Regions from separate parts of the Homo sapiens genome. Here region 2 is linked to region 1. Evidence: read pairs that join two places in POLR2A ChIA-PET (ENCODE). Cell type or tissue: A673. All regions are shown on one strand. Region 1 overlaps NAT10 (N-acetyltransferase 10). Region 2 overlaps ABTB2 (ankyrin repeat and BTB domain containing 2).

Evidence for each region. Peaks named below come from ENCODE experiments on the same cell type or tissue, not always from the same donor. Only the 100,000 strongest peaks of a DNase experiment are listed, where the experiment ranks them.
Region 2: POLR2A ChIA-PET joins it to region 1 with 18 read pairs; 3 of 35 experiments call an interaction of 5 or more read pairs at or near these places.

What each region holds. Positions count from the first base shown.
Region 1 is chr11:34,139,556-34,147,555 of GRCh38, forward strand. NAT10 (N-acetyltransferase 10) reads left to right here. Exons shown (of 29, transcript NM_024662.3): 24 at 845-1,017; 25 at 1,534-1,653; 26 at 2,164-2,262; 27 at 2,720-2,793; 28 at 3,890-3,973; 29 at 6,529-7,353. The coding sequence ends at 6,637. Among named protein-coding and RNA genes, the nearest start is that of NAT10, 38 kb to the left of the region's middle. RefSeq lists enhancers at 5,416-5,655, 5,886-6,055. In A673, no CTCF peak of the experiment used is centred here; no DNase peak of the experiment used is centred here; H3K27ac peaks cover 1,883 bases.
Region 2 is chr11:34,298,002-34,306,001 of GRCh38, forward strand. All of the region lies in intron 1 of ABTB2 (ankyrin repeat and BTB domain containing 2), which reads right to left. Among named protein-coding and RNA genes, the nearest start is that of ABTB2, 56 kb to the right of the region's middle. In A673, no CTCF peak of the experiment used is centred here; a DNase peak (open chromatin) is centred at 2,354; H3K4me3 peaks cover 819 bases; H3K27ac peaks cover 915 bases.

The sequences.
Region 1 (8,000 bases):
GTGGTGTCCTAGGAAGGGTTTGGGCTGGAAATTGAGGGACTGGTTCTAGCCTGCAGTCACTCGCTGGTCACCACCCGCTTGCCAGGCCCCTGCTCTGTCCCAGGCTGTGCTGTCTTTCATTTTCATGGTAAGACTCTGGCTGTGCAATTTAATGTCAGAGGTGTCCATTTAGTTCATGTAGCTGGTTGGTTATGGAGGCCGATTTACATCTGTGCTCTAGGGGAGTGAGGTGCTCCATCTCTGAGGTTTAGTTTCCTGATTCATGAAATTGTAATAAGAATATGCTGCTAGCCTTCTGTAGCCAACAGCACACAGAAGTGCTTTGTGCATACAGATTGTTTGAATACTTAAAAAACAAAAAATGTGTAAGAGATTAGTTTTATTGCATATTTTATATATAAATATTTAGGTATAGCATGCATATATGTGTATATGTGTGTGTATATACTTTTTTGCCAATTATATTTTGATGGAGAAATCCGTATATCTTGAGCTGGGCAGAGCTTACACACTTTCTGTGACACCAAATGAAGTGACAAAGCAGGGAAAGAGTGTAGTTGTGTTCCCCTAACCCTGGGCCACAGGGAGCTTTTCCTTGGTCCATGTGTTCAGTATGGGAACTGAGCAAGGGTCCTGTGGCAGCCGTCCCCTCCCCACACGTGGCCTGGAGCCGCCCCTTCTATGGCAGGAGCAGGTTTGGTGCCCCTCTGGGCCAGGGCTGTGTGGTATGGCTGCCAGGCCCTGTTAGATGCTCCTGTGTGTTAGGGTGCCGCCTGGGGGCTGTGTGCTATCTCATGAGGGCGCCGGGTGACCTAACCTGTCTAGCTCTCTATCCCATGGACAGCCCTGAGCCGGGAGGAGCTGGAAGCACTCTTCCTCCCCTATGACCTGAAGCGGCTGGAGATGTATTCACGGAATATGGTGGACTATCACCTCATCATGGACATGATCCCGGCCATCTCTCGCATCTATTTCCTGAACCAGCTGGGGGACCTGGCCCTGTCTGCGGCTCAGTCGGTATGCTATCTGTTGCTTGCGTGGAGGAGAAGCGAGGATTGTGGAGCTGTTCATTTGCTGGGTGTTGGGTTGGGCACTTGGACATAATTGTGTGCCTTTAATTCCTCATACATCTGATAGGTGGGTAGTGGCATCCTCATTCTACAGGTCAGGAAACCTGGGCTCTGAAGTCGAGTAATGTGTCCAGCCATACAAAGTGAGAGAGCTGCAGCTTCCACCCCACTACGTTGCCTTGACACTTAACTCCACCTTAGCAGAGGTTCAGGAACATCCCAAACTTTTAATGTAGTTGTGAAGCAGGTATTTGTCAGGATAAAAGTTACTTTGGGGATTTTAGGAAGACAGCATTTCTTGGTGGTCTCAGTAACAGGATGAAAGAGAAGATGCCAATATACACAGTGCTAGTCTACCTTTGTACCAATAGCTTTGGTCAAGAGAGTACTCTGGTTCTTGGCGCCATTTTAATGGGCAAGGGCGTGTCCTAGAGGCCCACCCAGCAGATTTTCCATCCTTTAGGCTCTTCTCTTGGGGATTGGCCTGCAGCATAAGTCTGTGGACCAGCTGGAAAAGGAGATTGAGCTGCCCTCGGGCCAGTTGATGGGACTTTTCAACCGGATCATCCGCAAAGTTGTGAAGGTAACCTCAGCCTGAGGGCAGGGGCTTGATGTCTCTCAAATAGTGCAACAAACCCACTCCCTGCTCCCGAGATGAACACATGTTAGCATTTAGCTGTGTTTGCTGCATCTCGTCACACACACACACACACACACACACAAATCCAGGACTTCAGAACACATGTTAGCATTTAGCTGTGTTTGCTGCATCTCATCACACATCACACACACACACACACACACACACACACACACACACACACACGTGCGCGCGCAAATACAGGACTTCAGCTCTAAAGAATCTGTGAAGTTCTGTGTCCTCTCCCAGAGGCATCCCTATTAGGAATTTGGTACATATCCAGTCTGTGTTCTTCAGCTCTTCCCGCTAATATCCACATTCCTAAACTGTAGAGTGTTGCTTTGTGTCTTCAAAATGCACACCTTTCTATAAGACACCAAGTGTCTGGGTCACGGGTGACTGGGTCCCTGCTGCTCCTTCATCTTCTGCTTCTCTGTTGGTTGTCTTTTGTAGCTATTTAATGAAGTTCAGGAAAAGGCCATTGAGGAGCAGATGGTGGCAGCGAAGGATGTGGTCATGGAGCCCACGATGAAGACCCTCAGTGACGACCTAGTATGTCCCTGCTCATGGCCTCGGGAGTCCCAGCATTTCCATCAGTTGCCTTAGGCTGTGAATTCAGACTGTCTTCCCCTTCCCCTTTAGAAAGAGTCCTCTGCACTAATTGAGCTAAGTGCTATTCTGTAGGTTTAATTGGACAAACGGACCCAGCATTGTCTGAGCACACACAGGCCTAGAGTTGTGCCTCCCACTGATTGTGTGTGTGTGTTGTGAATGTAGGATTCCAGCATCTGTTGGAAATGTTTTGTCTTTTTTGGTGACTTCTTAAATGCATAGTTTATAACAGAGCTACCTTAAAATAATCAAAGCTGCCTACAAGGTTTTTGCAGGTAGATGGAAGAGAAGGAAATGTTTTCTCATCATTGTGCCATTCCACCCCAGCTTCACCTTTTCCTGTGTTTGGTTCAATCCTTGACTCTGACTTAGTCTCTTTATGGGTCCTTAACCACAGGATGAAGCAGCAAAGGAATTTCAGGAGAAACACAAGAAGGAAGTAGGGAAGCTGAAGAGCATGGACCTCTCTGAGTAAGGCTTGTGGGAAGCAGAGGGTTTGCCTTGGCTTCTGGGGCCCTAAGAATCTGCCTACACGTTTCTTCTAATCATATCCCACGTGCCCTGGAAAGTGTCTTTCATGGGATCAGTTTTAGGGATGCTAACAGTTCTATTTGACCTTCTAATTGCCTGTTTGTATAATTTTGGAAGAGTTGGGTTCCGGAGACTAGTGCCGCCACTTTGACTTACACATTGCACTCTCTGATCCCCAAGGCTCCAGGTCACACCTCGGGTCCTTCCAGGAGTGGGGGTGCCGATTGGATGAGCAGGCCCTTTAATGGTTACTTACTCTATTTGGCTTTTACGTGTGACTTTGTTTGAAGAAAGGATTCTACTGCTAAAACCAACCAAACAAGCAAAACACCCCTTGCTCTAAAACCGTCTGGGAATCCTAGTCCCTTTTGTGCTTCAGCTGTAGTGGTGCTGCCTCTCCCTCCACTGCCTGGATTGATGTGAATAATAACTCCAGAATTCATGGCCTCTGAGCCTCTGTGACCTGTAGTCCTGTTTCTGGGTCATTAGTGATGGTGGCTGCTGGGTATGTGAGGTGGAGGTGGCCAGGAGTCCTTGGACAGAGAATCGAGCTCTAGTTTTTGCCCTCAGCTTTGCAATATCAAAACCTTGATTTGCCAGGACTGCTAAATCTGAAAGAGAAGGGAGGGAGGGGAGAGGCACAGTTCAAGGGCTTGTGGACAAATGCTTGGAGGTGGGAGTGAGTGAGAAGATTGTGGGGGTGACAGGAAGCTTCTTTGGTGGATGTTAATGAGAGTCATGTGGGAAGAGCCAGGCAGGCTGCCTTCTGTGCAGGACTGTCCTCACTGACCCCTGCCAGCAGGCCTGGTGACCCTCGCTCCTGTGGAGCTTCTATCCATAGAGCTAAGCACCATGTCTCTTGGCCCTCCTGCATGCTTGTCCCCTCTGTCCTTTCTGCTGTTCAAATGCTGACACAGCTCAGCCTGGCTTTCATGACAGGAAGTGTCTGATAAGAATGTTGTCACTGTCGTTATTTTCTCTTAAGCAGTCCCCTCTTCTTTCTAGCAGGCTTTGATAGTTCCCTTCTTTTTTTTAGATACATAATCCGTGGGGACGATGAAGAGTGGAATGAAGTTTTGAACAAAGCTGGGCCGAACGCCTCGATCATCAGCCTGAAAAGGTGAGGGCCCAGGGTCTGATGTGCATCTGGCGGAAGAGGCATTCTGGCCTCTCTGCTTCTCTTTAACTTTGACTAGAAAATAGGAGGTTGGAGCAAAAGCTTTGACAGAAAAGTCATGGTTCTTCCCTTTGAGAGTCCCCTGGCCATTACCCTTGCAGTGCATGTCCCACAGACCAGGAGGGCCATCTCTTAGGCATGGATCTCTTCACTCTTTGTATTTGTCAGCCATGCCAGGGCACTGGGCCTGTCATGGAGAAGGGCTTGAGGGAACAGTCCAGAAGCTGCCACTGGCTGAGACTTGCTTATGGGCTTTCATCATTCAGCCCTCAGGATGACAGCATAAGGGGGCTGTTTTATTACTGTCATTGCTTTAAGATGAAGTAACAAGGCTCTCAGGGGTTAAGTTCCCAAGAAGCACACAGCTAGTGAGAGCCGGAGCCAGAATCAAGTCCAGGTTTCTCCACTGCAAGGCCATAGGTTTAACTGTTACGTTGTCCTTCCTTTGAGCCAGCAGTTCTCAAGGTTTTGGGTCTTTGAGTTCCTTTATCTCTTAACAATTAAGGTCCCCAAAGGACTTTTGTTGGTTATATCTATGGAAATTTCCCATATTAGAAATGAAAAACTGGCCAGGTGCAGTGGCTCACGCCTGTAATCTCAGCACTTTGGGAGGCCGAGGTAGGAGGATCGCTTGAGCCCAGGTGTTCAAGACCAACCTGCGCAACATAGCAGACCCTGTCTCTGCAAAAAAATTTTAAAAAGAAAATAAATGAAAAACTGAGAAATTTAAAAAAAATTCATTTGTTCACAGTAATAACGGACTCAGTCGTTTTGAAAAATACTCTTTTTCATAAAAATTTTGGTGAGAAGAGTGGCATTGTTTTACATTTACATTTTTGCAAATCTCTTCAATATCTGGCTTAACAGAAGGCAGCCGGATACTAATGTCTGTGTCTTCACTGACACTATTTTGCTGTCATATCTTATACTCTCTGGAAAACTGAATATTTGTGAGAGAATGAAAATGAAAAAAGGCAAATAACTGTTTTCATACTAATCCAAATACATTTTGACCTTGTGGACACCTGAAAGGGTCTTAGGGACCCCAGCAGTCCCTAGACCACTCTTTGAAAATCTTCACTCCAAGCTTCTTATCTGCAGAGTGGTGCATTTGTAAATAACTTAGGCTGGAACCTTCATCAGTTTTCCCTGGGAGTACAATGAGGCCTCCCCTGCCCAGAGCCACTGGAATTGAGGCTTTCACAGCTGATTTGGGGGTTGATGGGGAGGGTGAGATTTTGGCAATCCCCTATTTATTGGTTTCCTTAAAAGCTTATATTTTGGAAACATTCGGGAAGAGGAAACCTTGTGTCTCTAGGAACTATAGATCCCAGAAATCAGGTACTGTCTTCCAGAGTCTCCGTTAGTCACTGTGGCATCTTGAAGGATCCAGCATCGATGCCGGCCTCATTTCCCAGATGCTTTGTGGTGCAGCACAGAAGCCCACTGTCAGTGTGACCTGTCTCTGTTTTGTACAGTATGGCAAATGTAGCACAGGGCCCATGATGGCTTTGGCCTTGAGCACGGTGGCTTTGACTGGAACAAAAGGCCGGGGAGCATGCTTGCTGTGGAGACGGCCTCAGCTCCTCACTCTGCAGAGCTTGGCCTTTCCTGCCATTTGTTTGGCCATTGCTGGTAGTGAGAAGCCTCTCGAGCCCAACAAACCAGTGTTGTGTGGTTGTTCATGTGCTTGATGGCTCTGAGTAAATGTGAAAGCTTGAACTTTGTGAGCTAAAAATACTGGTAGCTATCATTAAGTCCTCTGAGGCCTTTCTTTTTCTTCCTTTGAGAGGTACTTCATTCATATGATGTTAATGGTCTCTGGACTGAACTCTTCACGGTCTCCTTATAGGGAAGTATTTGTTCCCAGAGCAAAATTTAACCTGTAAGTTTCTTAATGGCAGGTGGCCGTTTGCTGAGTGATTCCTATGCCAGGATATCAATGAAGAATCCAGGGGCTGGTCGCAGGGTGTCACCTGAGTTACTGTTGTTTGGGTTTTCTTCTTCTCATATAGGAAAAATAAAATAATAGTAGCACATCAGAAAGTATGGCAGGGTTTTCCTTGGAGTCTCATGCCTTGTATTAAGGACTGTCTTCAGGGTCATTGGGATGAATATGTCTAGTTTCCAGAGTCACTGCAGTGGTGAGAGTGGTGGTGGGGAATCCTTGTGGTGCCTTAGGTCTGTCTTGGGAGAGGGGAGCAGAGTGTACTGCACCCTGAGGAGAACCCGGATTTCAGGTGTTAAGATCGAGATTTGTTCTTCCACAGACTAAGAGCTGGCTCAGGGCAGGAGCTGGTCTGTATGGTGTGTCCCCAGCCCCAGCACAATGCCTGCCCCCTAATAGGTTTGCAGAGAACATTAATGTCCAATTGGGTGGCCTACATCAAGTTTCAGACGGTGGAAACCCTTTTTGACAAAGCAAAGCAAGCTTAAAGCAGTCTCAGATGTTCAGATCTGTACATATTTCATTCTTTCTATTTTTGATTTTTCTCTAGTGACAAGAAAAGGAAGTTAGAGGCCAAACAAGAACCCAAACAGAGCAAGAAGTTGAAGAACAGAGAGACAAAGAACAAAAAAGATATGAAACTGAAGCGGAAGAAATAGTGAAGAGAAACTCGGGCATCTGTGTTTGATCATGGGAAGATACTCTCACTAACTGAACCCTCTCTGGCTGGACTGTTAAAAGCAACGAGAGGCCCCGGCACACCTGGAAGCTGGCCGCGAATTCGGCCTCTGGGCCTGTGTGTCTGTGAGCTCAACCTGGCTAAAGGCAGAGTCACTCCCAAATGGGTCTCTTTAGAACTTGATGGCTGGGCACTGCCATCTCTAGAATTGCCACGAGTCTCTCTCTTCCTGCCCAGTCCAGGGCCCTCCTTTCCTATAAGTTCATATTTTGCTTTGAGCCAGCTTTTTAGTCTCATTCCCACACATGTGGAAGCCACGTTGCCTCTCGACCGCCTGAGGCCCTTAAGTACATCGCTTTCTGGTGGTGCCCAGGAGGCTGCTGCTGGGCCGCTGGGTCTCTCTTTGTGGACTTGTACCTGGAGCAGGAGGAACTCCAGTCCGTCCCGGCATCCATGGCAGCCCGCGGTTAGGTGCGCCAGGGTTTGCTGATGTTGTCTTGTGCTGTTCCACTCTTGGCTCCAGCAGACCCACTGTCCCAGAAAAGCCTGATCCTGTAGTTTATGTAGAATGCCACATCTGCGTCCTCAAGACCTGTTTCATCCATTTGGGAAAAGATGTTGGGAAAGGCCACTTTGCTCGCAGGGGTGAGGGGAAGGATAGAGAATCTATTTTTAATAAATAACATTCTAGAAAGATCAGCTGCCTGTGAGTGTTCTGAAATCCACGCACCTGGACGTTTCTTCTGGTGGGTCTTGGCTGCCTGGTGGAATTTGGAAGGTGTTGGTATCAAGGTCAAAGGTGAGCAGTGTGTCTAGGGCTTCCCAGCCCAGGAGTCTGCGGGAGAAGTGGCAGGTGGCTATGGTCACCTCGAGGGGCTTGGTGTGGTGGCTGGAAGCCAGCTAGAACTGCCTCATTTCCTTCCCAGCTCCTTCCAGGTCACTTGGTCCCTTCCATTTGTTGGGAACAGAGGTAACCTGGTGGCTTTACACATACTTTGGTATGTTTGTTTAATGGTATCCAGGCTAATGAGTCTGCAGCCCCGATATGTTGTCTAGGTTCAGAGAAGGACAGGGAAGGAAACGGTAACTTCTCAGCCTAAGGGTATTTCATATACAGCTCCTAGGACTCGTCCCCACAGGGAGAAGAGCAGGTTCTGTATGCGACCCTAGGGCTGCTGAGGCTTGTCACCGAGGCTGTCAGGACATGAGCCTAGGGGTCTTTCGTTTCTTGGGACTGAAGTTTCCTGGCCACAGACCTCTGTTAGGTCTGTAGGAAATTTTGCTGGAGGCAGGGAGGGGGCATGAAAATAATTTTTATTTATTTTCTCAGGTGGGTGCCTGAA
Region 2 (8,000 bases), 160 kb after region 1:
TGCAGACCTCACTTGACAACTGAACAAGCTGGCACCTTGATCCTGGACTTCCTAGCCTCCTGAAATGTGAGAAATAAATGTCTGTTTTTTTTTTTTTTTAAATAAATTACCCAGTCTCAGGTGTTTTGTTATAACAGCATAAACAGACTAAGACACTCAGAGAAACCAAACTGACTTGCCCAAGATCTCACTTGGTGAGTATGAAATGGAACCAGACCCAGGACTCTTGGCTATCAACTACTCCAATACACACCACAGAATACATATCCACATTTCATTGCCAATTACCAACCAGACTCAATCATTCATGGCATAGCCTTAGCATAAAACTAAGGCCTTAATTTCTAATTTCAAAATGCAAAAAAGTTATAGAAAGAAACCTGGGGTAGGGGTGAGGAATGATCTTGTTTCTTTTTTTTTTTTTAAACCAATTACTTTTTTTCTTTTAAATTTAAAAAAATTAAAAAAAAAATTATTTTGGGACAGAGTCTCGCTCTGTTGCCCAGGCTGGTGTGCAGTGGCATGATCTCGGCTCACTACAAGCTCCACCTCTTGGGTTCAAACGATTCTTGTGCCTCAGCCTTCCCAGTAGCTGGAACTACAGGCGCAGAACACCATGCCCGGCTAATTTTTGTATTTTGGTAGAGATGGGGTTTTGCCATGTTGGCCAGGCTGGTCTCAAACTCCCGGCCTCGAGTGATCTGCCTGCCTCGGCCTCCCAAAGTGCTAGGATTATAGGTGTGAGCAACAGCACCCAGCCTAAACCCATTACTTTTAAAAGTCATTTTATTTGTGATCTTCTCATAAAAAACTGGTGGGCTTGGGGACACAAAAGCAAAAGAGTTCAGTGTTTCCTATGAACAACTGGGCCTGCATAGATGTTTAAATTAATAAAGATCCCTTATCTAATTTCATTCTTGGTACTTCCTCACCCTCTTTCAAATTCCAGCCCTTGAACAGTTTGAATGATTGAAGACACAGCTTAAGGTTGCATAGGAGCTTTTCAGGGACGTCTGCATTAATCCTCTGCTCCATGCAATGTAGAAAACATTAAGTAAAATTGTCTGAAGTTAAAATATGTACTTAATTCCCACTACAGGGAACGGATCTTTTTAGCAGATGTTTTTCTGGAATGGCTGGTGATTGTAAAATAGGAAGAACTAAAAGAATCAAAGTCAAAGTAGGTAAAAAGGATAGACTGGGCAGGGGTTTGGACTGGGGGGCAGGAATGGCATATCAATTAAATTTCCAGACTGTTGCTTATGAAAAATAAGCTGTCTTCGGATCATTTCTAGGACACGGCTATACACGATGGTCATGGACCAAAGAAAATGAAATCCAAATTGATGGTTTTTTTTAAAAAAATAATCATTTAAGCAAGACGTTCCTCTGATGTTTAAGCCAAGATCTCCAAGGGTATCAGGTTCCCTTATTTGGAGGAGCTGCGTGTTTGGAAAGCCACGGTAGTATACTCCTCCCAGAAAACAATGAAGGCAGTTGTTTGCAAAGCCCAAGGAGGCTGCAGGCTGCTGGAGGTGGCAGCTCGGCCCATCCTGCTCCATTAGGAGCCTGCCAGCCCACCACTCCTGATGGGACATTTTAAACCAGCACATGAACCCTCACTGAAACCTTCAGGAGGACGGATTTTTTCATTTGCTAACTGGCTTTTCTTTTCCCAGGCTCAACTGACAGCAACTACTCTCGGGGCCCTCATAGCCAAGGCATTTGGAGTTTGCTCATCTGGGGCTCCCAATCTGCACTCCTCTTACATTAGAAATAAGAGGGCTACAAAGCCAGAAGCAGCGGGTGAGCCGGAAAGGAGCAGAGTGTTGCCTGGGCTGGCAGCCTTGCTCCACCACTTAGCAGCTCTCAGAATGGGTCAGCTACTTCACCTCTTTGTGCTCCAGTTTCATCTCCGTAAAATGGGAATAACACTGCTGCCTCCTTCATAAAGGCACACAGAGGACTGAATGAGTCAAGAATAAAGTAGTTAGCACAGTGCCTGGCACAGAGTCAGAGCTCTCTGCCTCCTACGCTTGGTGGGGGGAAGATGAGGGGTGGGAATACCTTCAAGGTGAGGAAGGGTTCTCTTTTATGGCTCTTAAGAATATATTGTTTTCTTTAGAGGAGCTATTTTACAGCCCGCTGAATCTAACTGCCATGCTAGCTCAGCATGAATACCCTCCATTAAGAATCTTGTCACACCCTTGCTTCACAAGTTGTGGAAACCCAAATCAGACTGCATTCAGCGTTGGGTAGTGGGAGACGTACTGAAGGCCTTTCAATTTCCAAAGCCATGATCAGAATGAAATGTTCTTGCATCAGGCGTTTCACATTTTAGAATTCAATTACAAAACCCTACCATTTAGCTTGTTAGGCTGGCTGCTCCACCCCAGAAAGAGTGACAAAAGACAATCTATAGAGCCAGGCTGCAAGTTCCAGTGCTATAAATCACTGGTTATCGGATGGAGTGGAACTCATTAATATAAACGAGAAGCCTGAAAGGCACCCATTAGCATGTTATTAATTTGTTTGACGATCTACAGCATGGCAAGAGCTAAAATAGTTAGGCTGGGCAATACTACATCTCACACAGAAGAATAATCTGGTCCCATTAATTTTTGTCTTAGGCTTGCCAAATGTAATTGGGCATAATCAGAGCTCATACATCTCATAGCGTTTTCATCTTCTGTTCTTTTAAAAAAAGAAAACTGGGGGGTGGGGGAGGTGCTCGAAGTCTTGGTACGCAATAAAGATAACCAATGAGAAGGGGTTTTAGGTTGGAGCAACCCACTAAGGACTGTAAATGCTTCCCCTTTTGTTTTCCTTCCTTTGCTCTGCATTTTGGATTTGTTTTTCATGAAATGAAAGTGAATCATAAACTACTTTCCAGTTGGGTTAACCTTACTTATACATCCATCCACCCAATTTACTGGGGGGCTGGTGTGGAGGGCAGAGGAGGATCCATCTAGTTCCCGTGGGTAGATATAATTGTCTTTAATCTTTGCCATTAATGAGGAGGCTGGGGGAAGCAGAGGATAAGAAGCTTTATCAACATCTTTGTGGTCTCATGTCTCTCTGTCCGATTGCCAGATATTTCTGTGGCTGGTTAGCCTTCCAGCCCCAAAGCTGTTAGAGAAAATGGAATTTCAGCCTTGAAGGCCTCTGACAGCATCTTGGTCCACCTGGGTCACTTGCAGTTAGGAAGGAAGTCAGAGAAGGGAGCTGCCCACATGCTTCTAAACAGTGCTTCCTTCTTTCCCGTAGTTAGTGTTTTTCAAAGAACATCATCTTGCCATTAAATGAATTTAAAAAAAAATTGTGTTTTCAGGTCCTGGGATAGCAGATAAGGCCCTGTGTACTTGAACTAGATATTTCGAATGATCACTTGACTATAAACAAGATTTTAAAAAAATCTAAATCGATGAATATGTAATTTTCCTGCCAAACAAAAAGCTAGCATAAACAATGAGCTTACATAAATTGGGGCAATCAGATCCACCAACAAAGCATGAAGGCCTAGCCTCAACACTGAAAGAAGAGAATAGATAAATGCTGTTGAATTTTGTTCTCTGAATAACACATTTTAGCATTTCCCTCTGCCTGTGACCCAGAGATGGATCCACCTTTGAGTATTCAAAACTTCAGTTTCCTCTTGCTACGGGAGGCTTAACATAATAAAACATTTAAACATAATATAGGCCAGACGCAGCAGCTCATGCCTGTAATCCCAACACCTTAGGATGCCAAGGCGGGAGGATGGCTTGAGCCCAAGAGTTTGAGACCAGCCTGGGCAATTATTGGATGAAACTACATCTCTACAGAAAATACAAAAATTAGCTGGGTGTGGTGGTGTATGCCTGTGGTCCTAGCTACTTTCCAGCCTAAAGCAAAAGGATCGCTTGTGCCCAGAGGTTTAGGCTGCAGTGAGGCCAAGATGGTGCCACTGCACTCTAGCCTGGGCAACAGAGTGAGACCCTGTGTCAAAAAAAATAAACATCACAAACATAATACATGTCAGGGTATGACATTTGGCAAATATTAGAAAATACATAGAAGATAAAAATCACGTGTGTGTACACCCCCAAGATAATCACTAGGTAACACTTTGGTGTATTTCTACACCTCACGTATGTGTATGCTTTTACAGAACTGGACCACAGTACAGCTACAGTTTCTTGTCTCCACCCTCTTCCCCACCACAACTGGATATTTCATGAGTATTTTCCTATGCTATTACATTTCCTTCAAAGATGTAATGTTTAATGAGGGCTGCATACATTTCACCATATCCAAGTGCTATGATTTATTTAACCATTCTCAGATGATATGTAGACAGGATTTTAATCTTTCCCTAGCATTGCTACTAAAATTAAACTCTTACCTCTTCCTATCTGAAATCCATGACTGGTCAGATTCAAATTCATCAAGGAATACTCTACTTGGGAAACTTGAGAGCAGGAATTCTTGCCCTGAGCCTCTGGTATGAGAAGGCCTGCTCATTCCCCAGACCACAGAGGGGCTCAGGCTGCAGCCAGAAACACTGCCAAGACCTGAAATCAAGGGTTGACCTGGGCCTGCTATTTCTCTCAACAGTTTGTTGGTCATTGAGGCTGTGGCCCTTGAATGAGTCAGTGTTTGTGGCTTTAAAAAATACCTCAAGGGCAGCAAGCAAAAAAAGATGTTCCTGTGATCAGCTAAGGCTAAGGAGCCTCACTCCCTCCAGACCACAACCTCTTTAGCGCTTGCGAGGGGTAGTAGGCTTAGGTGACATAATCAAAGGCCCAGTCAGAAGGGAAGCTGGGGCATTCCTAGCAGTTTAGTTCATTACCCAGATTCACCAGGGGATTGGGAGCTACTCAGGAGTCTGGGGCTGCAAAGTCCCCAGTTATAAATGGGAACCTCTATCTAGGGTAGTTGGTGCTTCACTGGGAGGGCAGCGTTAAGATAAGGACCTGATAAGACACCTCCAGCCCAATTTCCTGGCTCTGGCAGATTGATTCCTGATGGCTTTCCTTCTCAACATTCCTGTCTTCAGGCCTTTGATTTTAGGCAGAGGCCACAGAACACTTTCTCAGGTAGGAACCAAATAGACCACACAATTAGCATCTCCCACTTGCCACGGTGCTGTTGGATTTATGGTACTTAGGAAGATGGCAGTAGTCAGCTCACTTCATTGGTCAAGAGACAGAGCCACAGTAAGGCTAGGAAGAAATATAAAGGTCACTTCCTGTGCTGAGCACTTCCTAGAGCAGCCACAGGCCAGCCCACCAACTACTGGCTGCAATTCTGGACCACTCCATCGCACAGCCTACAAATGTTTTCTAACTGTCTTCCGTTTTTATTAACCAGTCAAGCATGTTTTACTTTACACTCTGATAAGAGGATCAGAAACAGCTTTCCCACATCTAAGGCACTCTTAATCAATTGCAAGGAATACAAGAGCAGCATCACGTAGAGGTTTCCACCCACAGGAGGAAGAAATCCAATTTTTCTTTCTTTAACTGCCAATTCTAATGCACACTTTTTACCCTTTATAGGTTAGCCACACTTTGAATGCATTTAACTTAAATGAAAAAAAATAGTAATAAATGCTTATACAGCTGTCCCCCTATCTACAAAGAACTATGGGTGCTTTTTTTTTTTTTTTTTTTTTTTTGAGACAGAGTCTCGCTCTGTAGGCCAGGCTGGAGTGCAGTGGCGTGATCTCAGCTCACTGCAGCCTCTGTCTCCTGGGATCAAGCAATTTTCCTGCCTCAGCTTCCCGAGTAGTTGGGATTACAGATGTGTGCCTCCTCGCCCAGCTAATTTTTGTATTTTTAGTAGAGACGGGATTTCACCATGTTGGCCAGGCTGGTCTCGAACTTCTGACCTCAGGTAATCCACCCGTCTCGGCCTCCAAAAATGCTGGGATTACAGGTGTAAGCCACCACGCCTGGCCTCAGCTATGGGTACTTTCTCTGGTTTCAGTTACCTGAGGTCAACTATGGTCTGGAAATATTAAATGGGAAATATACAGAAATAAACAATTCCTAAGTTTTAAATCGAGTGCCGCTCTGAGTAGCATGATGAAATATTGCCCAGTCCGGCTCTGTGGTGCTGAGGACGGAATCATCCCTTTGTCCAGCTGGTCCATGCTGTATATGCTATCTGCCCATTGGTGTATAGGAAAAAACATGGTATATCTAGAGCTCAGTCCTATCGCAGTTTCAGGCATCCATCAGAGGTCCAACATATGCTCTGTGGATAAAAGATTATTGTATTCTTTTTGTCTTTATTTTTTCTTTTTATGGAGAACAGGATCTCACTATATTGCCCAGGCAGGCCTTGAACTCCTGAGCTCAAGCTATTCTCCGGCCTCTGCCTCCCTAAGGGCTGGGATTACAGGTGTAAGCCATTGCACCTGGCAGTTATTGTATTAAAGTAATTATGTGCCAATACTGTCACAAGTGCTTCCTACAAATGAATGGATTTAATCTTCCTAATAACCCATGAGGTAAGTATCATTCACATTTCACAGATGAAAACAGACACAGAGGCTAGGCATAGGGGCTCACGCCTGTAATCCAACACTTCAGGAAGCCAAGATAGGTGGATCACTTGAGCCCAGGAGTTTGAGACCAGCCTGGGCAATATGGGGAGACAAACCACATGAGAAAAGAAAGAGAAGACTAGGAGAAGGAGAGGAGGGAAATGGAGGGGAAGGGAGGGGAGGGAAAGAGACTAAGAGGAGTCAAATAGTTTGTCCATGGACATATAGGTAAGAGTGGTGGGGCCAGGATTCAAACTCGGGCAGTCCACTGCAGAGGGCTCTTCACCACCCAAAAGCCACAGAGGCCCTGGCTGACATGGTGTAGGAGTTTTGGCTGCCACTCTCTTCCAAGGGCATAGACCCAGAGTGAATGTGTGTTTCCTCTGCCAGTCTCAGTTCCCAGGTGCCTGTCAGTGTAATTCATGGACCACTCAAAGTGTTTTCAGGAGTTATTTTGGCCACATGCAATTTGTGCTGACATCCAAGCCTAATACCTAAGCAAGGTAATACTCCTCAGAGCAGTGTCTGCTTCTATGTGGACAAGCAGCTTCCACATCAGGGCACACATCTCAGGCTAAAGAAAACATGGGCTCTGAATGAAGACCCCACATAAGTACACTTGATCTAGAAGAGGCTCTTGCATCCCCAGGTTTAAATCAAAACATTAAGCTAGGTCTCCACACTAAACCACCAACACATGCCTGAGAGACCTTGTGCATGCCATATGCTCATTCTTGGCAGTGTTAGTTTCCTAAGTGTGTAAACAGCGATGGTTTTACAGGACAGGCTTGCTCCCGCATGCACACATTCGCTCTGATACCTGGCACACTTCTCTCCTCAAAGAGGAAAATCTTGCAGTTTGAAACATTCACTATGCATGAAGCATCACCAGAGGGGCAGTAACACCACATGGGCCTCCCAACAAACTGAAATAGCCAGTCAACGGGGCGATTATTGAGGTTTCGCCTTCCTAGCAGAAAATCATCTTGCACGTTGTATAAACATTCCACTGGTGGCTTTGGAGCTTGACAGGAAATGTGTGGAGTAAGGGAACCAGAGGCAAAAGATCTGATATCTTAATATATTTCATTCATGATGATTTCCACCTTCAGAGAGACAGGAGAGGACAAGGGAGTAGAATTTTACTTTTTCCTCCCTCTAAACCTTCATTCTGAACATGTTCAAACTTAGAGAAATAGAAAGGATAGTGCAATAAATACTCATATACCCTTTACCTAGACTCACCAATTGTTAACATCTTTTATTTTCTGAACAATTTGAAAGTTGCAAACACATGGCTTCCTCTATCACTATTTCAACATGTATCACCTAAGACAAAAGACATTCTTCTATATCACATTGCCATTCTCAAGAAAGTTAATACTGACACAGTAATGTTATCTAATATCAATCCACATCATTATATTCACTCTTAATATTAAGAGTCAGCAAAACCTCAACTAAATAA